3 separate regions of the Mus musculus genome follow, and regions 2 and 3 are each linked to region 1. The links are chromatin loops, found by intact Hi-C in ENCODE. Cell type or tissue: heart. All regions are shown on one strand.

Region 1 (8,000 bases):
CTTCCTTCCTCTCTCTGTCCCCTCTTACAGTGCCAGTCCTAGTAATCAAATCCAGCCCTCTGCACACTCTACCTTCTAACCATCAAGCTGCACTCCCAGCCCAGTCCCTACCCTTTAATGCCACCCCCTTGTTAAGTGACACGTCAAATCTAACTGAGGGAGTTTAATTTTGATATGAGAACTCTAGGGGCCATAGACACTCAGTCTGCAGCAGCAGCTGTCTATCATTATCCCATCTCTCAGATTAGGCCATTGAGGCCTGGAGGCCCAGTCAGCTAGGACAAGGCTTTGCATCTGAGCTGGGGAGGGTAAACTTTAGCCAGTACAACAATCCCTGATGGCCATATGCGTTGTGTGACCTGTGAGGAAAAGATAGTTTTTATAATTTTAAAAGGTTTGTTTTAAATTATGTGTCTCTGTGTGTGTCTGTGTGTGTGTGTGTGTGTCTTGCCTCTGTGTGTCTTGTATCTGTGTCTGCATGTGTGTCCGTGTCTGCGTCTTGTGTCATGTGTATCTATGTGTGTGATGTCTTGCAGAGGCCAGAAGAGGGCGCAAGAGTCCTGGAGCTAGAATTACAGATGGTTGGGACTCCCCTGATGGGGATGCTGAGAAGTGTATTCCAGACTTTGCAGGGACAGCAAGCTCTCTTAACCACTGAGTCACCTCTCCAGGCCCTAAGAATGGTGTTTTTATTGGTCTCTATTTCCAGGACTGAGCTGCACTGGCCCCCATTTGCTGGAGGCTGTGTTACTGACTTCTCTTGCTTGCTGAGTCTCTGACCAGAAGTGACATAAAGGAAAGTGGGTTGCTTTCAGTTTATACTTCAAGGAGATACAGGCAATCATGGTGGACAGGCAGCTGCAGGAATGTGAGACAGCCATCCCAGCGCACACATGAACACCAGGAATGAACAGGGATGTGCGGCTGGGTTATGAGACCTCAAGGCCCAGCCCTAATACCTCCTTCTTCCAGGGGGGCCATGCCTATTAAAAGTGCCATGAGGGGCTGGAGAGATGCCTCAGTGGTTAAGAGCACTGATTGCTCTTCAAGAGGTCCTGAGTTCAATTCCCATCAACCACATGGTATCTCACAACCATCTGTAATAAGATCTGATGCCCTCTTCTAGTGTGTCTGAAGACAGCTACAGTGTATTAAAATAAATAAATAAATCTTAAAAAAAAAGTGCCATGACCTCAAATAGGGGACCAAGTGTTCAAACTGCAGGAGTCTGGGGGTGGGGAGACAGTGCATATTCAAAGATTTATTTTTATTAGTTTAAATTCTATACAGGTGTGCATGTTTCTCCAGGCAAGTATGTGCACTTGACTGTAGGAGCCAGCAGAGGCCAGAATCCCCAATCTCCCCAGAGCTGGAGTTAACAGAGGGTTGTGAGCCGTCTGATGTGGGTGCTGGGTACCAAACTCAGGTCCTCTGGAAGAGCAGCAAGTTCTCTTAACTATGGAACCAACTCTCCAGCCCTCTATTTCTCATTCAGAGCACAACAGAGGTTTCATGACCAAGAGTCTCTAGTGTAGGACTCTGAACGGACATGCACCTAAAACTGACTTTCTCCGGGCAGTGACTGCCACTTGAAATGGCGTTTGGCAGGCAGCCGTGCTGTTGCTGGGTATAGATTCCTGCAGAATGTGCAAACTTGAGATACACGTCAAGGTGATCCCTTCTAGGGGACCATGACTTTGGCTCTAGGAATCCCCCAAGGACCTTGGCAAATTTTTCAGAAACCACATCGCAAGCTGGAAAATGTTCACCTGACCAACCCTCCCTTTCTTTCTCTTCTCTGGGGTCAGCTGTATTTTGCAATCTGACTATTTTCTCCCAGCCCCCTCTGTCACCTGGCCCATTTTCTCTCTCACAGGTGTCTCTGAGAATAGTAATTTTAAAAATTCCATTTGTAGAGGCTGGAGAGATGGCTCAGCAGTTGAGAGCACTGACTGCTCTACCAGAAGTCCTGAGTTCAATTCCCAGCAACCACATGGTGGCTTACAACCATCTGTAATAGGATCTGATGCCCCCTTCTGGTGTGTCTCAAGACCCCTACAGTGTACTCCTATATATAAAATAAATCTTTAAAAAAAAATTCTGGGCTGGAGAGATGGCTCAGTGGTTAAGAGCACCGACTGCTCTTCTGAAGGTTCTGAGTTCAAATCACAGCAACCACATGGTGGTTCACAACCATCTGCAATGAGATCTGACACCCTCTTCTGGTGTGTCTGAAGACAGCTACAGTGTACTTATATATAATAATAAATAAATCTTTGGCCCAGAGCAAGCAGGGCCAGAGTGAGCAGAGGTCCTGAGTTCAATTCCCAGCAACCACATGATGGCTCACAACCATCTGTACAGCTACAGTGTACTCATATACATAAAATAAATAAATAAGTCTTTAAAAAAATTCCATTCATTTATCCTGTCTGGTGACTTTGTGCTTTCAGGAAGAAACGGACTTCATATGAAACTCTTTCTCTCTCTCAAAGAATATTATGCAAAATGTTCCTTCTTCATACCCACCCCCACCAACGCTAATCACAAGTTTCTCGTTTAAATTATACATATTCTAAATGTTATAAAATCCCGCTAGGCTTCGGATGCAATGACGGCCCCCCGCTCTCCCAAGACCATCTGTCTCTAGCGCCCCACTTCAGAGTCCCAGCTGGCTTCTGGTGTTTACTTTCACATTTCTTGATAATATGCACTTGCTAATGAGCCTCTCCTTTGCTCCTCCCCCAGTCCCTCTTCCTGGATAGCAAAAGGTACAGCCTCTACTGGGGGCTTGTTTCCTAGGAAGGAGATGTCCCCACCCCCGGGGGTGGGGAGAAGGCTGTGTTTGGTGGTCCCTCTGAGCAGGTAAGTGTATTTTAAATTATGTAAGTTTTAAAATTTTAGATTTATTTTATGTGTCTGAATGATTTGCTTGAATGCATGTATGTATGTATGTACACCATGCGTGTGCCTTCCAGAGGTCGGAAGAAGTAGTCTGATTCTCTGGAACTGGAGTTGTGAGCGGCCATGTGGGTACTGGGAATAAAATGTTGGTCCTCGGGTCCTCTGCGAGAGCAGCCAATGCTCAAACTGCAGAGACATCCTTCCAGCCTATATTTTTATTCTTTGTGTATTATTTTGTGTGTGTGTGTGTGTACACATGTGCACAGAAGTTAGAGGACAATTTCCACGAGTAGGTTGTCCTTCCACTATCCATTTGGGTCCCGAACTAAACTCAGGTTGTCAGAATTGACAGCGGGTACCTTTATACTCCAAGCCACCTTGCCAACCCTGTTTTTTTTTTTTTTTTTTTTTTAAAAGTCATTGAACTCTCTATGTAGTTGAAGATGCCCTCAAACTCACGATCCTCCTGCCTCCACGTCTTAAGTCCTGGAATGACAGGCATGTACCGCCAAGTCTTGTTTATGTTACCAGGGATCAAACCCAGGGCTTCCTGTGTGCTACGCAAGAGCTCTACTTAGTGAGCCACATCTTCAGCCCTAGATACTGTTCTGAGCAAGGCCAGGCAACAACTTGGGGCGGGCACGTTCAACAACTTGGGGTCTAAGCAAGGGTCGTAAAGCTAATGAGTTCATCTAAGTGTTACAGGTCTTTCATCTAGCCGTCATTTTTTTTTTTAGTGGCTACTCTGCACCAGAAAAACACCCTTGTTACCACACGGGAAGCAACCCGCGGCCTGTAAACCTGCTGTGAGAGTCTCTGCTCCCTTTTCTTTCATGCATTGGTTCAGGTGGTACGGACAAGAGCTAAAAACCACATAGGAAAGTGGTAAGAGTTACTACAGCGGTGGGGACAGACGTGTATAGTGGTGACCATAGAGCGGGCGGGGAGACAGAGCTGATGTGACGACCAAATGCAAATGAGGACACGCCCCCTTGCTCAAGACTGCCACCTGCTGTGAACAGTTGGAAAAGCATTTTTTTGTGCGTCCCCAATCCCAGGCCTCGCAGGGCTGGCTCTCCAGGACCTACCCACCTTGCTGAGGACCAGCAGCCGCTGCTTCTCTTTCTCATTGGTGGCCAGGGAGGCGAACTGCTGCAGCTGCAGGGGCGTGGGCGGCGTGGTGATGTCCAGGTAGTACTTGAAGGCCTGGAAGATGGTGCAGGGTGGGAGGCGAGATTCATCCTTCCAATTACTGATGACACCTGGGGAGGCACAGCGGGGATGAGGTTTCCTCCAGTCACTTAAGTCCTCACCACGGTCATCACTCCGAGTGAGGAAAAGGAAGCACAGAGAGGTTATGGAATCTGTCCGAGGCCACACAGCTTTTGCGAGTGCGCGCGCGTGCATGTGTGTGTTTGTGTGTGTGCGCGCGCAAACATTCTGGTCTCACACTTTGCTCTAACTACACTGTGCCCTTGGCTCTCCATGTCCACAACTTCTGCATTTCAGAGCATTTGAGAGGAACGAAATCAATGGAAAGAAAAAGTAATCTCGTCTCTATCAAACTGTACAGACATTTTTTTTTCTTGTTACTATCCCTAAACACTACAGTATAGCAACTATTTATAGTATTTACATTACATTGGGTAAGCCATCTAGAGAGGATTTAAAGCATCCAGGAAGAGTCACAGAAGTGCTAGGTAAATGCAACAATGTATATAAGTGTTATGTGAACACAAGGCCTTTCCTGTAAGGGACTTGGGCATGTATGGATTCTGGTATCTGCTAGGGGTCCTGGTACGCTTCTTCCAAGATGGAAGGCTATTCTGCCTCTATGTCCCTTCTAAACATGCACCTCTGCCCCCTCATTATCATGGATGACAAAAGAATTTCCATAAGATGCCATGGAACTCCTGGTCTAACATGAGAACTCTGTGGGGTTGGGTTGGGTTCACTAAGGGAGGGGCATGTCTCTTCACAGTGGCTCCTTCCAAGAGGGTTGGCAGGAGGACCTTGACAGATGGCATGCCATTTCCACATTCTAGTTAGCTCCCCTATCAAGGTGACAGTCATGGTGTCACGGGCTATCAGGTGTGGCCACCACGGCTCCTTGTATTGGAGCCTGGAACCCACCCATGTCTATGAGGGGAAGGGGAAGCTTGTAGACCCATCATCGGCTTTGAAGGTTCTTCAAACCAGGTGTGGTGGTGTGTATCTGTGGTCCTAGCACTTAGGAGGGTGAGGCAGGAGGATTGGAAGTTGGAAGTCAGCCTGGTCTACATAGAATAAAGGAAAGAAAGGGAGAAGTGGGGAGAAGAGGGAAGGAGAACATGGGAGAAAGAAGGGAGGGAGAGGGGGAAAGAGAGAAGGGGGGAGAAGTGGGAGAGAGAAGGAGGAGAGGGAAGAGGGGAAGGGGAAGGGGGAGGGAGAAGAGGGGAGAAGGAAGGAGAAGGGGAAGGAGAAGGGGGAGGGAGAAGGGGAGAGAGAAGTGGGAGAGAGAAAGGGAAGGGAGAAGGGGGAAGAAAGAAGGAAAGAGGGGGAAGGGGGAGGGAAAAGGGGAGGGAGATAAAGAACAGATGCAAGGAGGGGAAGGAGGAAGAGAAGGGAAGAAGGGTAAAGAAAGAAGGAGGGGACGGAGGGAAGGAGGCTACCGCTGACACATTTATTGGCTAGAGTGAGGTAGGAAGTCCTTCGGGATAGGCCAATCACACCCTGGCAGCGGCTCTGCCCACTTGGGAGGCCGAGGCCCTCCTATCCTTTCTAGGAGGTGCAGCTAGAAGCCTTACCCAGAGCCGTGTTCCTTTCCTCCAGCATTTCCACCTTCACCACGTGGTTGGCAGGCGGCGCGTCCTCCAGCCGTTCAATGAGTGCATTCACGAGGTCCTCATGGTTGCCAGGGAAGACACCCAGGTGGTCCCCTGGCTGGTACTGCAACTCCTGATTCCCGTTGGTGTGGAGACGCACGAAGATGGTCGATCGGCTGCAGGAAACAAGGGAGTGGGTGTCGTGGGACAAAGACCAGCACTCTGTCTCCCCTTTGCCCCTGGTCTGTCTCTCTAGGCTGCAGAGCTCTCCTTCCATGCTCCCCGGCTCTGGTCTGCTGAGATTCATGCCCAGCACTCCCCCCATAGCTTCTGCCAAGCTCCTCCAGTCAGCTCTCCATCATGGAACCAACTGCCAGGTCCTGGGCCAGGGACATCACACTTGTGATGGCTCACCTCCTTTCTTGGGGCTGGTCCCCAAGTTCTCATGGCCTCTCTGGTGTTCCCAGCTCAGTCTTCCATGCTGGTCCCTTCTCATTTCCCAAGCCCCGATCCCAGCCACAACCTGCTGAGATGTATCCATCCCCCATAATTTTCTGCCTCTTCTCCACTTTCCTCCATTACAGAATCCTTTACTTTACTTCTGTGGCTAGTGATGTATTCTAGGATAATAGGAACACGGTGACGCAGGGCATTTATCTACTATGGCTGTGGCTTTATCCCCATTGACAGTGGCTGGCACATAGTATGTCCTGAGTCCTTGCTGAAGGAAGGCACTTCAGGGTTCCCAGGTAACTAGTTGCTAGCTGCCATGTCCTTTGTATCCATCAGAGTTCTCCCAGGAACCAGTCACTCACTATAGCTATAGGTGGGATGCCTCTGATTTATAAAGCTCTACTTATCACTTCTCATAGAACACCATGCTCTCTTAATTATTTTATGTGTGTGTGTGCATAGTCATGACAGTGTCATGTGCTTGCCATGGCACATGGGTGGGGGACAGCTTAAGTGGCTCGGTTCTTTGTTTCTGCTTTGTTGGTCTCAGGGATTGAACTCAGGCTGTCAGGCTTGGCAGCAAGTACCTTTACCCACTGAGCCCTCTCGCTGGCCCTCTGCTCTCTTTTATGAGCAAGGTCCATTTGTAGGAGAAGGAAGGGCCAGCCAGAGACTCGGGGACTTTCATGCATAGATGCATCAGTAAGAGTGAGGGACTCTAGGGAGAAACCATGTACGGGGCCACACCTGCTTGAGTTTGTGTGGTTCACGTTCAGGAGGCCCACGTGAACCAGTTGCTTCAAGAGCAAAGTCTTGGGGCCAGAGCGATGGCTCAGTGGTTAAGTGCACTGGCTGTTCTAGGTTTGGTTCCCAGCATCCACATGATGGCTCACGGCTACCTTCAACTCCAGTTCCAGGGGGCTGCTCAATTCTGACCTCCAGTTCTATGTGAGTGATGCACAGACGTACGTGCAGGTTCACCACTTGTATGCGTGAGTAAATCCTATTTGTTTTTAAAGAGTGAATTTTTGGCCAGGTGTAGTGATGTACGCCTTTAATCCCAGCACTCAGGAGGCAGAGGCAGGCAGATCTCTGTGAACTTGAGTCCAAACTGGCCTCAACAGAGTTCCAGAATAGCTAAGGCTACATAGGAACATCCTATCCCCCTCCCCCGCCCCCAAAGCTTTTTTTTTTTTTTTTTTTTTTTTGCTGGTTCTCAGCAGAGGTCTTTAAATCTATAGTCACTGAGTAGGCTAAGACAGGAGTATTGCGAGTTTGAGGTGTGTCAGCTCCTGAGTTCAAGACCAGCCTGAGCAGGCTTGTGGGATCCTGTCTCATAATACAAAAGCAAAATAAAAAGGGGCTGGAGCTGGAGCCGCAGCCCTTACCTGCTAGGTCCCAGGCAGTCCTTATATCCAGAGATGAGCTCAATCTGCACTACAGGTGAAACCAGTTCCCATCTCTCCAAAGCAATCCTTTTTCTCTGGCAGGAAGACATACAGACTACTCGAGCCCTAACACTACCCAGCACGTGGGAGTCTCTGGGTTCACTCGCTAGCACCACCAAAGAATGAAAAAGATCACACCTAGTCCATAAGTAAGATATTTAAAGTGGGATTATTTTGGTCCATTAAAAAGTTTTAAGGCAGCTGGGTGGTGGTGGCGCACGCCTTTAATCCCAGCACTCGGGAGGCAGAGGCAGGCGGATTTTTGAGTTCGAGGCCAGCCTGGTCTACAGAGTGAGTTCCAGGACAGCCAGGGAAACCCTGTCTCGAAAAACAAAAACAAAAAACAAAACAAAAAAAATGTTTTAAGGCTGGGGCTGGAGAGATGGCTCAC
Region 2 (8,000 bases), 81 kb after region 1:
CCAGTGTTACACAAGAAAGATTAGAACTGGTGTGTTCTGGACTAAAAAGTCTACCACCTGGAATCTGCCCTCTGGGCATCGGATGAACCCTCACACGAGTGTGTTTCAGAGAACAAGATGGATATCAACAGACCAAAAAGGAAGCCCCCATACATATTATCAGGTGAGAAAATGCATGCATGGTAGATTCTGCACACATAAATACAGTGATCACTCTGGAAGGGGAAGATGCCCATAGCAGATCTTCTAAGGCTCTGCAAATCAGAGGTCAGTGGGCATGCCCTTGTCACCAAACAACATTCCTCATCCTGGGATGCCAGATCACTGAGGCTCTGAACACCGATGTCCTATGTTTTAGATGAACGGTAGTAAGGAAAACAAAACCTAGCCCGTGAGCTTGCATCTGTTTGCACTTTGCACGGCCACAAGGTCGCTCTCAGCTCGGTGCCACAGCCTTGTGGCCGTCTCCCTCCAGTCCTACTTAAAAAACAGATTTCAAGTTCCCAAGTCTTAAAAAGAGCACAAGACACAGCCAACCCCCATACAAACAAAAGGCACCCCCCTCCCCGAAACAGTGCCCCCTTTAAACAATACACCAAACTTCCGTAGTCTCGTTGAGTCACTAATTTGCAGCCTTTAAGGATCCAAACTGAACGGATCTCTTCCCACGCCAGCCAGCCAGAGCCCCAAGCCTGCCACACCCCTGCATGTCAGCAGGGTGTGCTGGCACCCCATACCTTGGGGATCCCAGCGTCTTTGGGTCCTATAGTGAATCCCCAGGTAACCATGGAGCGCCCCCCCCACCCCCCCCCACCCCCGCTTGGCAGCTGCAGTCTGCAGAGGATAACTTGGACTTTCTCAGATGGAATCCACAGCTGGGGAGGAAGAGTTTCAGCTCTGAGTCAGGACTGAACAAGATTGTAGAAGCCTGATCCTAGTGGCCAGGGGGTCCTGGGGATGGAGCCTCTCTCGCATTGTGGCTTGGTACAGACTCTTTTAATATTGGATAATATTGATCCTCAATTGAAACTGTACATGCTTTCTTTGGTGTGGCTACCGAGAATTTGGATGTTTTCCTTCGGATAAACCGTATAGGATGTAAACCACATAGGATGCCAATAAACATACACACAGGAATACACACATGTGTGCATAACACATGCATGCATGCACATATATATATTCATGCATACATATACACACATGCCTAAGGACCTATCAATAAGCCAAGGGAAAGCAAATATGCCCTGTGGTGCTGTGTCAGCCTGGGCCAGTGTTAAGCTGAGGTGGGGCTGATCTGTAAGGATCTATCAGGCTAGCCCTCAGTAGTATTATTATGCTGTTGAACATCAAACGAACCTCTAGAATCCAGTCTGTTTACCCACAGATCAGCACAGCTCTCTGACCTCATCAGAGATGGTTCTTTGTGCAGTGGAGGGGGTTAGTGTGAAACCTGGTCAAAGGGCAGAGATTAAGCGTCCCCAGATGGCTTGGCCACAAGTGGGAGATGCAGGACACTCTCTATGCCCTTCCGGGCTCAGAGAACATCAGAGATGAGGGTGTGGAAGGAATGTAAGAACCAGGGGATGGGGGAAGACTGGAAATGAACTCTGTCTCATGTATAGGACGGGGCTGCTGCACCCGGGACCTTACAGCTGTGGCTGCCTGTACAAGATCGAGCCAGTCAGTAGTCCAGCACTTACTGACAACTGATGGCCTCTGGGTGAGGAAGAATCAGTGTTCTTTAAGGGTGTGGCTCCAGACAGGTTGACCATGCTCCAGGGAATGGCCCAACATCCAGGAGTATGTGGGTAGCGCAAGTTGGAGTCTATGGGTTATTTAAAGAGAGAGGTGGGAGAGGACAGGAATGTGGGGGTGGGTAGGGAGGTGGGGGTTGAGCTGGGTGGAGTTAGGACGAATCCGATCAAAGCACACTGTATGAAGTTTTCAAAGGACAGAAATATTTTTAACAAGTTAGCGAGGAATGACATTCGAGATATATTACTCTGCTAGGCAGTGGTGGCACACACCTTTAATCTCAGCACTCAGAAAGCAGAGGCAGGCGGATCTTTGAGTTCGAGGTCAGCCTGGTCTAGAGAGTGAGTTCTAGGACAGCCAGGGCTACACAGAGAAACCCTGTCTCAAACAACAACAACATCTATTGCTCCATTTAAATGCAATGTGAACCACACACTAACATAGGACAATTACTTATATATCTGATTAATTGTTCACATTTCCATGTGAGTTTGATGTATATCAGTTATTTCTGGAGCAGTTCCCAGGCCCTCGGAATTGGTACTTACTTCCCTGAAAGGTGTAAGAGTTGGGTTGTGAATGGGAACCTTCTTCCTTTTGGGGTATTCTTTTATACTTGGTTATAGATTAACTGTTTTGCTTACTTAATTATTACTTTGATTTCTATTTTCTAAATATCACTTTCCCCAATCGGGACAAGGCCTTTGAAGCCAGGCTGTCTCTGCTCGGCTTTGTGACCGTGGAAACGTACTTAAGGTCTCTGGGTCAGTGTCACCATCTACAGTGTCTGTAGAGACAATGACAGTGCTGGCATGCAACTGTGTGGATGGACAGAGATGAGAGGGTTGATTTCTTTGCTAACGTGCCATAGACTAGGCGGCGTATTTCCCTTTTACTTCCACGGAGCTGAGTCTGACTGTTGTCTGTTTATCTTTCTACTGCGAGTCTTTGGTATGTTGTGCAGGGCACTTGGGTACTGTGGATGGATCCCGATTCCCAGGACAGTGAATGCATATCCCCAAGGCAACAGCTCCTCCTTGGGGTGTAGAAAGAGCCCAGAATCAAGAATGCTGGGATGCCAAGCCTGAGAGATGCAGGAAGAGACATGCAAGCCCCCCAGAACTCGGTGGTACATGTGCACTGTGAAGAAGGAGTAGGAAAGTCAGTCTACCACCCTGGGAGAGCTACAGGGATCTGTCCCCATACTGGAAGAGACAAGGGGAATCACAGCTCTTTCATCACAAAACGCAATTACCAGAGCTAGCTCAGCCACCTGTGTGCTACAGCATCCATCATGATGACAGAAAGTTCCAGAGTTCAGAGTGAGGCCCTTTCTATTGCCTTCCACTCATCCCTCACCCTGGCTGGACCTGCTCACCACTGGGTAGAGGTCAAAGCCAGGAATCTGGAGCCAGAAAGACAAGAACCTGGGACCCAGGTCTACTTTCTGCTAGCCTCAGATTCCTCATCTGTGACATGGGACTGTTGATGGACTCCATCAATAAATTAATTACAGGAGAAAATTAAGTGGGTGTGTGCTCGGGGAGGGAGGGTTACATGGGGCTCATGCGTATCATTCTTGACTGTTACCTTTAGAGTTGCTTTAGGTTTGTCGCCAAGACACACGAAACTCAATGGCCCAGAACTATTCACCAACACCAGGGAACAGAGCCAGCGAGGGAGGCCATCAATTGATGAGTGGATTAAAGAAAAATCTGGAATATGTGTGAATGTCACAGAGTTTGTTTCTTTGTAAAGAATGAAATTACATTTGTAAAGGATGTGAGTTGTTTTGTTTTTGTTTTTTTCAGTGAAGGGGATGGAACTGGAGATCACCAGCAACATTGTTACTGTGTCAAATGAACTAAGCCCGACTCAGAAACACAGGTAAAAGGCTGAAGTCCCCCACGAGTCCAGGCCATCCTGGGTGACCCAGAGAAGCTCTATCAGAAAAGGAAAAAGAGGAGGGGCCACATATTTTCTCTACGTGAAATCTAGACTAAGACATTTTTAGGATGTCAAAGTAGAAAGGGGGCTATGTTGGGAGAGGAAGGAATCAGCAGAAGAGATGGGAATATGGGGTGGCTGTAAGCAAAGCACACTGACTACACACAGAAAACACCCTTTGGACTTTACTCTGACAGTGATGGTGAACCTCGGAGGTACCGTGTGGGCTGAGGTGAGATTCTGATTTTATAAACATTGTTCTGGCTGCTGCTGGCTGGAAGACTGAAGGAAACCCTAGGGTGGCTACCGGAGCCCAGGCAGGAGCCATTTCAGGTACTGGGTGGTCAGCACTGGGTAGTGACAGTCAGGGAGTGAGGCGAAGGGCAGGATGTAGAGAGGAGGAGGAGGAGGAGGAGGAGGAGGAGGAGGAGGAGGAGGAGGAGGAGGAGGAGGGAGGAGGGAGGAGGATGGGGATGGGGGAGGATGGGGATGGGGGAGGGAGGAGGAGGAGGAAGAGAAAGGTGAGTTCTAGAGCCGTGGGGACAGATGGGACAGAAGGCTAAGGGAGAAGGCAGTGTCCTTAGAGGTCTCTTGGCTTCAGTTTGCCGTAGGTGGGGTAGGGAATCTCTTCCTGTAAGAACGCAGGCTGTGTGATAGAAGAAAATTCTAGCAACGAGCAAACATCGTTTGTGGAATTGTGCTTCCCAAGCCCTGATGTACGGTTTAACTGCAGGATTGTGATCAGTCAACAGTGTGTGCTCCCTGACTCCCACTGTTCCGAGTGAGAGCCCATGGGGGATGACAGAAATATCCCTCATTTGGTTTCTTCTCCGGCATTTCCCTTGCCTGGCAGATTGATGTTAAGTCAGTCATCTTAACAGTCGGACTCTCGATTGTCTTGTGAAATGGGAAAGGTACTTTGAGAAGCAGTTCCTGGCGATTTAGAAAAGATCTGAACAGATGAATACTTGTAGAAAATACTTTGTAAACAGTCACGTCAACAGTACGGACACTGTGGGGCCCTACGGCGTGCCCCAAATTGCAGCTGAGTGTTAATCTGAGATTCAGTCAACATCCTCCCTGTCCTGCCTGCCGTGCTTAGATACAACCTGAGGGAGAGAAGCTAGGCCCAGAATGTGGGAAAATCTACTCCTGGAGGGAAACAAGATAAAACTTGTATTTTAAGGTGCTAGAACTGAGCCCCCTAACATCAAAGATCCCTGTAAACACATCATATATCCACAGTGTCCTTAAAGATCTCTGTAAACACATCACTACATCCACAGGGTCCTTAAAGATCCCTGTAAATACATCACTGCATCCACAGGGTCCTTAGAGATCTCTGTAAACACATCACTACATCCCCAGGGTCCTTAAAGATCCCTGTAAATACATCACTGCATCCACAGGGTCCTTAGAGATCTCTGTAAACACACCACTACATCCACAGGGTCCTTAAAGATCCCTGTAAATACATCACTGCATCCACAGGGTCCTTAGAGATCTCTGTAAACACACCACTACATCCACAGGGTCCTTAAAGATCCCTGTAAATACATCACTGCATCCACAGGGTCCTTAGAGATCTCTGTAAACACATCACTACATCCCCAGGGTCCTTAAAGATCCCTGTAAATACATCACTGCATCCACAGGGTCCTTAGAGATCTCTGTAAACACACCACTACATCCACAGGGTCCTTAAAGATCCCTGTAAATACATCACTGCATCCACAGGGTCCTTAGAGATCTCTGTAAACACATCACTACATCCCCAGGGTCCCCTTAGTTAAAGAACTTCAGCAAAGGGAGAATCTGCTAAACAGAAAATACAGCAACAGATGTGGCCGTCTTCCCCTCATGAGGCAGCTATGCCCATAGTAAAAATAAATATAACTGGGTCAAATTTGAGTAAAAGTTTAAGGCTCTCAAGCTGGATAAAATGCACCAGCAGTTGCCCTGTGACAACATGGGTGTGGGGACAAAGTCCCCAGGACAGGAGAATCTAGTCCCAAAGGTAGGTATGGACCCAATACACATCTGCTGTTCCTATGGCTCTCAGAACGAGTCTACTTTTAGCTGAAGAATTTAATAATAGAGTTCACTCTCTTCTTAGAAAGCATCAGCTTGTGTGCTTATATTACTTATTTCTGAATACGTATTCAATTTCCCGAAATATTTTCTACTAAACATAATTAAGTTTTAAACTTAAGACATTACAGTGTTATGAGTGAGTTGTACCAATTCCAAATGTCTTGACTTAGGTATTCTGAACATTTTTATATAGAGACTCTTAATTTTAATTGATTAATTAAGACGAGGGGTTTCATATATCCCAAACTGGCCTCAAATTCAATATATAGCTGAGTATGACTGAGTATGACCCTGAACTTCTGATCCTCTTGCCTCTGTCTTCCAAGTGCTAAGGCTATAGCTGTAAGTCACCAGGCCTGGCTTATGTGCCGGGGATCAAAGCGTGCTAGGCAAGAACTCTACCAACTGAACTACACCTCTAGCAAGATCTTTGCTGAGTAGTCTAATTGGACCTAGAAAAAGAATTCTGAACGACAAGTTAGTATTTATCTCCTCTTTATAAGACTCAAAGACATTAACGCAGGTAACTAAAAGAGCCAGAGACAGCAGTTGGGACATAAGCTGTGTTTGTCTAGACTTGAAGTCTTTGTTTTTTAATCATTTTAAATTAGCACTGCTTGCTTATATCTTAAGCAGCCTGACTGCAGAGGTGAGCTGCAGTCCCAGTAACAGGAAGGTGAGAGAGGCTCGTTGGGCCCTTCACTTCAGCCTTGCTATGGAGCCTGTGGATGTTCTTAGGGCTCAGGGAACACTGGAGTCAGTTTCCTATGCGTTTGCTCAAGGAAAGAGTCTACGTACGGCATTAGAGTTTTCCAAACTTGAAGGGGAGAGATGTACCTGGCTCAAGCTAACAGGTGAGTTCAAGGTCACGGCTGGCAACAGATTTCAGAGTGTTTCTCAGACTGTTGGAGCTAGGAGCAAGCTCAGGGACCCTCAGAGTCACACCAGCCCCCCTCATTTCCTTACACCCCACGAGTCTCAGAATGCCGGCTGCAGATTTCTTCTTCTCCCTACATGCTTCTAGACTATTCTAAATGAGACCAAATAGTTATAAGTCACTTTCCTTCCAGGTGAACCACTCTCAAGTAGACTCTGTATCTTAGGATGGAGAACGGGGTGTTGGAAGAATTCACCAGTGCTGGCAAGGCCGGGCGATTCTAGTTACTTCAGAAAGTAAACGTTTCAAAGATCAGTTCCGTGATTCTGACAGGAGACTACTGGGCAAGGTTGTGAGGGGACCGTGAAGCAGAGCACAGCTTTTTTAAACTGAGGAGGTAAAATGAAAGTAAGGATCGTGGTCTCAGAAACCGCCCCCCCCCCCTACCATCCTCTCATCAACTGCTTTTACTGAGTAACTACTTTGTTACACTCTGACCCACCAAACGAGCTGTGAGGTCGGCCGCTACCTGCAGACAGAGGTCACAGCTCTTGGTTTTATTGTCTTTTCAGTGAGCTGCCCGGCTTGGCACATTTTAGGTACTCAATAACCCAGGAACCGAGTCTACACCATTAGCAGAATCAAACCAGTGAGGTGGTTGAGGACAGGAGAGTCCAGGCTGCCCAGTGTGCGGCAGTTCCAGCAAGAGTTTGCTACAAAGTAGGGACGAGGCAGAAATCCCTTCCCTTCCTTTCAGTAGCTGCGTGACAGAGAAGGAGAACTGCACTTCGCAGCCCCAGGAAACCAATCACAGGTTCAGAAAAAGGAGAGGTGAAAGAGAGATCTATGTGGAGTTTTTGAAACCACCAGAGATGGATGCCATCTGGTGTCCCGCTCCCCAGGGGCTGGTCCACAGGCCGGCATCACCAGTACTGTTTGAGAGCATGTCAGAGGCACACACCCTCAAGCCCCACCAGATTCCCCCCTTCCTTCAGGAGCCTCAGATTCATGTGCACAGGACCACAGGACAGTTCGAGACACCCGAGGCCAGTTTCCCTCCCAATGCCTGGTTCAACTTCAGGCAGTCAGTCCCTCAGAGCCTCCAAGAGAAGACTTCTAGGTAGCCAAGTGCAGTAACATTAGGCTGAACTATACAAAATTGCCGAGTATTCAACAATTCTGTGACCTACAAAGATGACAGTTTCAAATGAAACTTCAATTTCAGCTCAATCTATACCCTGTTCCAAACAAAAGCATTTTTCTGATCTAGGATATGGGAGTTTTCAGAAAAGGCTCTGGCCGGAGTCTACAACCCATAGGTAGG
Region 3 (8,000 bases), 64 kb before region 1:
AGGAACTGAACCTGGGCTTGTGCTCGCTAGGTGAGTGCTCTACCCCCAGGCTGCCCAGCCTGATGTTATGTTTACTCTGAGACTAAGGTGCCCAGGCTGGCTTCACACTAATGCTCCTCCTGCCTCCCAAGTGTGGGGATCACAGCTGTTCACCCCTAAGCACAGAGCCTACAACAAGCATCTCCCAGGAGAGAAGACAGCAAGCAGGACAGAGGCCATGCATCTGGAGGTAACCTGTCACCTGATATGCTTCTAAGCAGCACAACGCTGCGGCTCTCGGGAGAAACGTGTTTCCTTAAACTCCATGGACAGGCGCGCAAGAGACACCACAGGAGCCCTCTATGGGCGCCTAGCCTGGCCCCGCCCTCTCTGGGGGACAGCGGCCAGCACATCCTGCACACCCTGGAGTCTAGTACTCAACTTGCCATCTATACCAAATGCACAGTACGCATTTATCTCCACTCCACTGTTTGAACAGAGGCCACAGACCTCTCTCGGTACTAAGTGTGGATGTCTCTAGTCAAAGGGTTGTGGGGTGGAGCCACCAGAAGAGTGAACGCTTGATATTTTATCCCTAAAAGACAATGCCAGGCCACTGAAATGACTCAGCGGGCAAAGGCACTTGTAGACACCCTAAGACCTCAGTTTGCCCCCCAGGACCCATACAGTGGGGGGAGCCGACTCCCACAAGCCCCCTTCTCATCTCTTCCTGCATGCCACAGTCTGTGCCCACCTCACCACACAGAATCTAAACAAGAGAAGGCCAAATGGCCCCGAACATAACCAACTGTCACTTTATACCCCTCACTCCCACTTCGGGGGTCCTCACCCTGGCACCACACGTGCCAGCAGGAGTGGACGGTGTGAGGCTGCAGTGGAAGAGCAGCCTAGGAAATGTCAGGAGCTATGGAAGGACCTGCCATCCAGCTACGGCTCCTGCGCTCAAAGCCTCACCAAGGGCCCTTAGGTAACAGATGAGACATCGCCTGCCTGCCTGGGGGGGACCATCCCCATTCCCCACCCCCCCAGAAAGGCACACCTCCATAGAGTGAAGGACAGGAGCCAACAGAGTGTGTGCAGTGCTCCCCCTGGTGGCAGCAGGGGGTCTGCCACGCATGCTTTGGAGGGCTAAGGACTAGAAAGTCATTTCGCTACTCAGGAAACTAGACTCACTGACAATTAGATCTGAACTAAAACACACAATACAAATGAACTAACGCAGAGACGCTCAAAGGGAAGCTGAAGGGAGCAGTTTCAAAATGTAGGGCGCTGGCTACTGAGAGCCCAGTGGGTAGGGCCCAAGTCGGGCTTCAGCATCTGTGTGGGCGGCTCACACCCCCAATCACTCCAGCTCCAAAGGACCAACACCTCTTGTCTCTGCAGGCATTGCACTAACCATTCCCCCACCCCCCCACAGGCACATAATTTAAAGCAAAATAAAGTCTTTTAAAACATGTTGCTGCTCAGACCATTGAGTTGGCTCGGTGGGTAAAAGCACGAGCTGTGTACACAGGACCCACACAAAGGGGGAGGAGAGCCAGCTCCTTAACGCTGGCTCAGCCTCCAGCACATGCTTGGGATGTGTGTACACCCCATGCTCATGGCATGTGTGTACGCGCGCACGCACACACACACACACACACACACAAAAACAGTAATTTTCTCTAAAAAAAATTTAAAATCTAGCAAGGTCTCCATCCTATGGCCATGGGCTGTGAGCACCCAACTGTCCTCAGAGACCATGACACACTGGAGTAAGAAGCAGGCTCCTGGCGGGGAGCGGGGGTGGGGAGCGGCCCAGGGAGAAGCCTCTCCTGTCACTGAGCAGATGCAGCAGGCACGCCTGCCTCAAGCACATTACTCCTGCGTCAGCCTGGACCAAGTGCTAGGGCAAACCGCAGTGTCGTAGGTCTCTGGGGAATGACACTCACAGGACACAGTATGACTCCCTGCTAATGACAGAAGCCGAGTTACCTAGGGTCAAACCCAACACCACCTGGTGTGGGCCATGATCCCCGCTCCTCTGGGTGGGGTGGCCTGTGGGGTAGTGATGGCCATGCAGTCAGGCCTCAGACTTCACTGCCAGGTCACAGAGAAAGCAGAGGTAAAGAGACAGTGAGCCAAGCTAGAAGGTCAGACAGCCTGGGCAACCAATGCCTAGATGCCTAAAACAAAAAAAAAATTCAAGTCCTGGTGCAGCAGAGATTGAAGAGAGAAGCTGTGCTATAATGCCAGGCTCTGCAGAGGGAGGGAGCCATAGCGGAACTACGTGGCTGAGCCTGTCACACTGTGCAGGGCTGCCCTGTGACCACTGGGCAATGAGGAAGCTGATGGAACATGGGCTGTTAGCCATGTGGTTTAGTGCTGCTGCAGCTCTAGTTAGCTGCGAAGCAGGATTCTATAACGCTCCTACGATCGCTGGCAAAAAGTCCACATCCCTGTTCAGTGACAAACACATCCAGATGAGGAGCCCGCTGGCAGCAAACAGCACCGTGCGGAGTGTGTCGGCAGGCGCAGGCAGGGTGGAATGTGAGCAGACACTTAGGATCATGGGGTAGAGAACCCAGGCTGGAAGCCCAGCACATAAATCAACAGTTCACAGGTCGCAGGGACAGGTTAGCCCAGGAAGGTGAGTGATGCCTGAGTGTGGCTACAGGAAGAGTCCCTTGCCACCCCTGCACCCCACAGCCAGCAATAGCAGCCCTTGGGAGAGGCCACACTCTGGGCTGACAGGAAGGCCACTGGAAACCAACACAATTACAGGCACTTGCCACTGTGTGGCACTGGGTCAGTGGGCCACACACTTCCTTTTTCCGTAGACTGCTGGCTTGAGCTATTCAGAACATCTAAAGTTCAGTCCTCGGTTTATCAAGTGCATCAGGCAAATGATCTAAGACTAAATGAACTGTTTCTAGAAACTTCCATGCTCTATGTAAAGATGTCACACCTACTGTGTATACGTGGACAACTGATGTGCCTGGTGCTGCCATGCCCATAAGCTTTCTGAGGACAGAAAGTCTCCCTCACCAGTCACCCAACAGAGCCTGGAGAGTTTGAACTGGACTCAGCTTCAAAAGCTGTGGGAGCCTGCAGAACATCCAGGGAGCATGGCGGCACCGTCGCCTTACCCAGAGACCCATCGTGCTGTGACTGCAGGGTCCTCCTAGCCTCCACACGACATGGTCACATATGTGGGAACTATTCCTGCCTTCTGAAACCTTGCCACTTGAGCCCTCGGTATTTTCAGCTTTAGTGTGGGTAGAGCAAGCCTGACGGTTCAGGCCAGAGCCCATCGCCAAGCTCCTGCTTCACATCCTTCTGGGCAGGGCAAAGTGGAAGTGGCCTCCATAAGCTCCAGCCAGCTCTGCATGAGAGAGGCTGAGCCTGCATCCCAGGCTGACTTGGTACCCATGAGTACATCTGTCCATCGTTCACGTCCCCTCTAATTAATACAATCTTGTGCATCTTCCTGGTCAGAAAGCACACCAGGCTCACAAGGTAGTCTCCGCTCTGGCTCTTCAGCTCCACCTATCCCCGGCTTAGGACTTCCTGGGGTCGCCAACACACAGGGATGGTGAAAGGGACTGCACTTCCCACCTGTGGCCACACGAGGGCGGCTTTGGGCCAGTATTAGAAGCCAGGCGGGGAGATATGGCAGTTAGGAGTCTGGCTGGTGTGGACCACATGGTCAGGCAGAGGCCAGTGCAGGTCCAGCGAGTGCCTTACCTTGGGCTGCATATCTGCAGGAGCCATCCTCCACCAGGACGTTGTAGAAGGGCTGATGGTGGCCATGAGGCAGGCTGTGCACATTCATGTTTCGGATCCACTCATGCCCCATCATGCACGTAGGGTCCCAGCCGTAGATCACACAGTTGTAGCCGTACCTGTGGAGCAGGGGAAGATGGCCAGTGAGTTCCTAGGGAGCCCGGCTAGGGCTCTCACACCTTCTGTCCATTCCCTGCTTTTACCCTGTGTCGAGTCCCTCGGACACCCTGTCCCTCTTACAAACCCTCACTGTCAACAAAGCACATCACTGGAAAAGAATAACCTGTTGTTATTGCTGTTTGATTTTTGTAGACGGTTCTCACTGTGCAGCTCTGGTTGTCCTGGAACTATGTAGATCAGGCTGGCTTCAAACTCATGGAGCTCAGCCTGCCTGACCCTTGAATACTGGGATTAAAGATGTACACTGCCATACCTAGCTTAAGAAACTTTTGAACAGCCATGCAGCAGTGGTGCACGCCTTTAATCCCAGCACTCGGGAGGCAAAGGCAGGTGGATTTCTGAGTTCGAGGCCAGCCTGGTCTACAAAGTGAGTTCCAGGACAGCCAGGGCTATACAGAGAAACCCTGTCTCGAACCCCTCCCCTGGCAAAAAGAAACTTTTGAGCATAGTGAGAGACACACAGAAAAGTGTCGGTCGGTGTCAAAGGCGACAGGATGGGGGCTAGGCTGCAGATATCATGGATAGTCACTGCAGACTAAAACAGACTTCCAGAGGCACAGCAGCTAACTATCACATGACTTGAGATCCAAGAAGGACAGAAGCAGATGACAGTAAGGCCAAGTGAACAGAGGACCATAAACAAACTACCATGCAAAAAACCTCCATGACCCACCCAGCTTTGGAGGAAGTCAGGCAACTGCTTTCTGCATGTGGTCAGATGTAGGTACGTGAGTGAGTAGTGGCGCCCTCCCTCTCCTTCACAAAGTCCCAGAGTGGCTAGGCTGAATGTATGCAGCATTAGCGCCTTTAGTCCAGACCCGAGGAGGAAGAGGAAGAGGAGGAAGAGGAGGGTGTGGTGCTCCAGGGTACCAGGAGCTTCAGCTGCCTCGTGTCCCCTCCTATCCACTTATGTACCTTTGCAACTTTCCGTTCACTAAATGAACAGAAACCATAGCCCCTACCAGGGAAATCACTGACCGCTCATCCTCACAGGCAATGGAGGGGTGGGGAAGGAAGGAAGCCTGTGTGGCACGAGACAGAGCTGTCTTTGCCAGTGAGGGAGTCCTGCAGACCAAGTGTCACCTGCTGCACTTGCATTGCAGGGCATGCTGTGGGGATAGTCACTCACAGCTCATAGGCTACTTGTGGGACTTGAACCCACACTACCACTCTCGAGTTAAACTGCAATGATACACAGATGTGTACCCAACTGCAACCCTGATCGATCGGGGCTGGCAGGGGAAGAAGGGAGAAGCAGGAGAGGGCCTGGGGCTGCAGCCCAGCAACCTATACAAAGTCTTAGTGCAGTCAAGAGTCCATGTGAGACATGATTCTTCAGCCAGAAGCAGGGTGCTCTGTGAAATGACCTGAGTTCCTGGGGGGAGGGGGGGTGGCCACAGAGGCCGTGGGCAGGCACTCACTCACCTCTTATGCTTCATCACAAGCCCGATGGAGTAGCAGACATCCCTGTGCTTCTCCTCGGAGCGCAGCTTCACCTCCACGCCCACCTCCTCCTTCTTACGCTCAATGTGCTCTAAGGTATGCTGCACGAGATAGCCCACCGCCCCGTGCTGCCCGGGGTCCAGGGTCTGGATGTGCTGGAGGATGTCAAGCACCTTCAAGACAAGACAGAAAGACTAGGAGATAATATTTTCGCCAGGCCTTTTCTTTTCCGAAGCGTGGGATCGACACCTACCCACGTAGCCTGACAAAGACTGGCATGCCACTTGTGGACCAGGATTCTTGTGGGCCAAACATTCTTGGTTAGCACAAGAGCTGAGGAAGGCCCACTTCTTTTTTCTTTTTTTTTTTTTTTTTTTTAAAGTACAGAAACCATTCCATCCTGTCATTCTTGCTTTAAGAGGAGAAAATTCCGAGACCCCTTAGCCAAGGCAAAAGACGCTTGGCAGAACTATCCTGGGGCTGGATGGGTCTCTCCTAAGCTGATGTCATTGGAGGGAAGGGCCAGGCTCAGCAAGCTTCCAGAAGGCAGCCACCTGTGCAGAGCTGAGGCTGGCAACAGGGCTGACCCCGACACTGTCTGTCTGCTGCGCTCAGCAGCCCCACTCGAGAGTCAGGCAACGTGCGAAGTGTGTGCATACACACTGACACTGGAACCCATGCACTGCGGTGCTGGAGCACACACTGGTCTCTGACAAGCCTGTCCTTCCAGTCTACTGAGCCCAAGCTGCTTAATGAGACATCTCAGCGCTAGGCGCAGCCCCACCCACCTTCCGGCTGCTTCCCTCTCCAGCCGCTTCCTGCCACACTGACAGCCATATCCACAAAGCCTTAGCAACTTTTCTGAAGCCAACCTCGCTTTCCAAGCAATACCAAGGGCTCCTGGTATTTCCTGGGGACCAACTGGAGGTTTCTGTAGGGCACCACATGGCACAGCCGCCACTGATTTGGCTCAGTAAGTTGAAATGCTGGCCTGAGGTCAGAGGGTTAACAAAGATGTGGCCCTGGGTATGACCTCAGTCCAAGGTTCCAACCACCATTGTGGCAGGAGAATCCGATAGAAGCATCTTAATTACTGTGATGCAACTTAACATAAGCAACAGGCGGAGTGCCAGGACTTCAAACATTCCAAAGCCAGCCCCCAACCTCATACCACCTCCAGGAGGGGGCTCTAAGGTGGGGATGCTCCCCGCATTTGTCCTTTGTAGCTGAGAGCATCCCATCTGACAATGGGCCTCTGTGGATTCTGCCAGAACAATGGCCGTCCTTGTGTGTGCGCCTGCCAGTGAGGCAGCTCTGCTACTGTGCACACAAGCCCCTTATTGCCCAGAGGCCACCCAACAGACCTGCGACACAGCCAGACATGGACTTCTCAGGGCACAGAGGTGGCCCACATTTAGACGCTAAGACAGAAGATACTGGTTCCTTGCAGATGTGTGAAGTTGAGGGGAGGGGACATGGAGAAGGAAATGTGACTTGGACCTGGTGTGGTCACAAAGATAGTGCTGACAGTGGGCATGGTGACCAAAAGCAATGCTGCCGGCCCCAGCTGGATGTAATGACGTGTATCTTTAATCCCAACACTGGGAAGTAGATCGCGAGTCAGTGTGGGCTATACACTATAACCCTGCCTCAGAGACAAAAATAACAAACCATGTCCCATCCAAATAAAAACCAAAAGTCCCCACACTCAGGGAGAGAGCTGGAGGGATGTCCTCTTGCCCAGGGATGTTCCTGTACACTGCTACTCCTCGGGTCACAGCAGCACAGCACATCTGTGGCCAGGCCCTACAGATGGCAGCTCCAAGCTCACCAGTCCCTAACCTGTGTGCATGAGTCCTGCCTGACCACGAAGCCTCACTCTGCACTCTTGGCTCCCCTGGCTTACTTGTCTGTTGGATTTCCTGCTGGGGCTGCAGTTGGGCATGGCAGGAGCCCTTGACGAAGGTCAAAGGTCGCAGAATGCTGCTTGCCATGGGTGGTCCCAGGCCAGCTCTACACACCCTGCCTTGGCACTCTCTCCTAGCCCAAGCAGCCTATGCCCTAAACACCCACTTCTAGAGCAGCATGTTGGTTGGTCCCATGTTGGGACCTCTGTAAGTGCTGGAAGTCTCCTCCTCTTACGCCCAAGGGAAGCACAGTCACCTAACCACTCCCCATAGGAATTTCTCTGGGCAGCTGCCACAGGCCAGGACCAGTGCTGTAGACAGAGTGACTAGTGAGGAGCGGTGCATCCCGGGTCCTAGAACGTGGTCCAGGGTGGAGAGGGAGGTTGTAGCAGCAATGGAGCGGGTCAGCAGAGGGGAATGCCGCACGAACATGGTAGACACACCAGTGCAGCAGAGCACCAGGGCAGAGAAGCAGGACACAGAAGGTCAGGCAGGTGGGCAGGAGCACAGAGACCTGGGAGAAAAGCACCCAAAGGCAGCAAGGAGCCACTCAGGGACCAGTCTTTTCTGCTGAAATCCTGACTCCTGTGGACATGACAGGAAGGCCAGTGGGCCAGGCCCTCCCCTGCCCTGCTCAGGTGTGACTGAAGGAGGCACTGAAGGAAGCTCCTGGGACTGTACACTGGGTAGAGAAAGTCTAAAGAG

Evidence for each region. Hi-C counts contacts between places; a loop is a spot of excess contacts. Peaks named below come from ENCODE experiments on the same cell type or tissue, not always from the same donor. Only the 100,000 strongest peaks of a DNase experiment are listed, where the experiment ranks them.
Region 2: it touches region 1 in a loop (3-fold over the local background); 9 of 42 quality-filtered maps call a loop at or near these places.
Region 3: a loop joins it to region 1, with 5 times the contacts of the local background. A loop is called at or near these places in 6 of 42 quality-filtered maps.

Annotation. Positions count from the first base shown.
Region 1 is chr5:117,934,303-117,942,302 of GRCm38, reverse strand. Nos1 (nitric oxide synthase 1, neuronal) reads right to left here. Exons shown (of 28, transcript NM_008712.3): 20 at 5,691-5,884; 21 at 3,997-4,166. Gm26995 (a long non-coding RNA gene) reads left to right here and starts at 2,716. Exons shown (of 3, transcript XR_387636.4): 1 at 2,716-2,865; 2 at 3,642-3,789; 3 at 3,963-4,469. In heart, CTCF peaks have their summits at 551 (motif pointing right) and 3,915 (motif pointing left); no DNase peak of the experiment used is centred here; H3K4me3 peaks cover 624 bases; H3K27me3 peaks cover 2,577 bases.
Region 2 is chr5:117,853,198-117,861,197 of GRCm38, reverse strand. Gm30360 (a long non-coding RNA gene) reads left to right here. Exons shown (of 3, transcript XR_387637.3): 3 at 3,570-3,641. Among named protein-coding and RNA genes, the nearest start is that of Nos1, 9.6 kb to the left of the region's middle. In heart, no CTCF peak of the experiment used is centred here; no DNase peak of the experiment used is centred here; H3K27me3 peaks cover 2,072 bases.
Region 3 is chr5:117,997,899-118,005,898 of GRCm38, reverse strand. It overlaps Fbxo21 (F-box protein 21), which reads right to left. Exons shown (of 12, transcript NM_001346588.1): 10 at 5,371-5,561; 11 at 3,727-3,884. Among named protein-coding and RNA genes, the nearest start is that of Fbxo21, 25 kb to the right of the region's middle. In heart, CTCF peaks have their summits at 1,098 (motif pointing left) and 3,584 (motif pointing right); a DNase peak (open chromatin) is centred at 3,608; H3K27ac peaks cover 198 bases.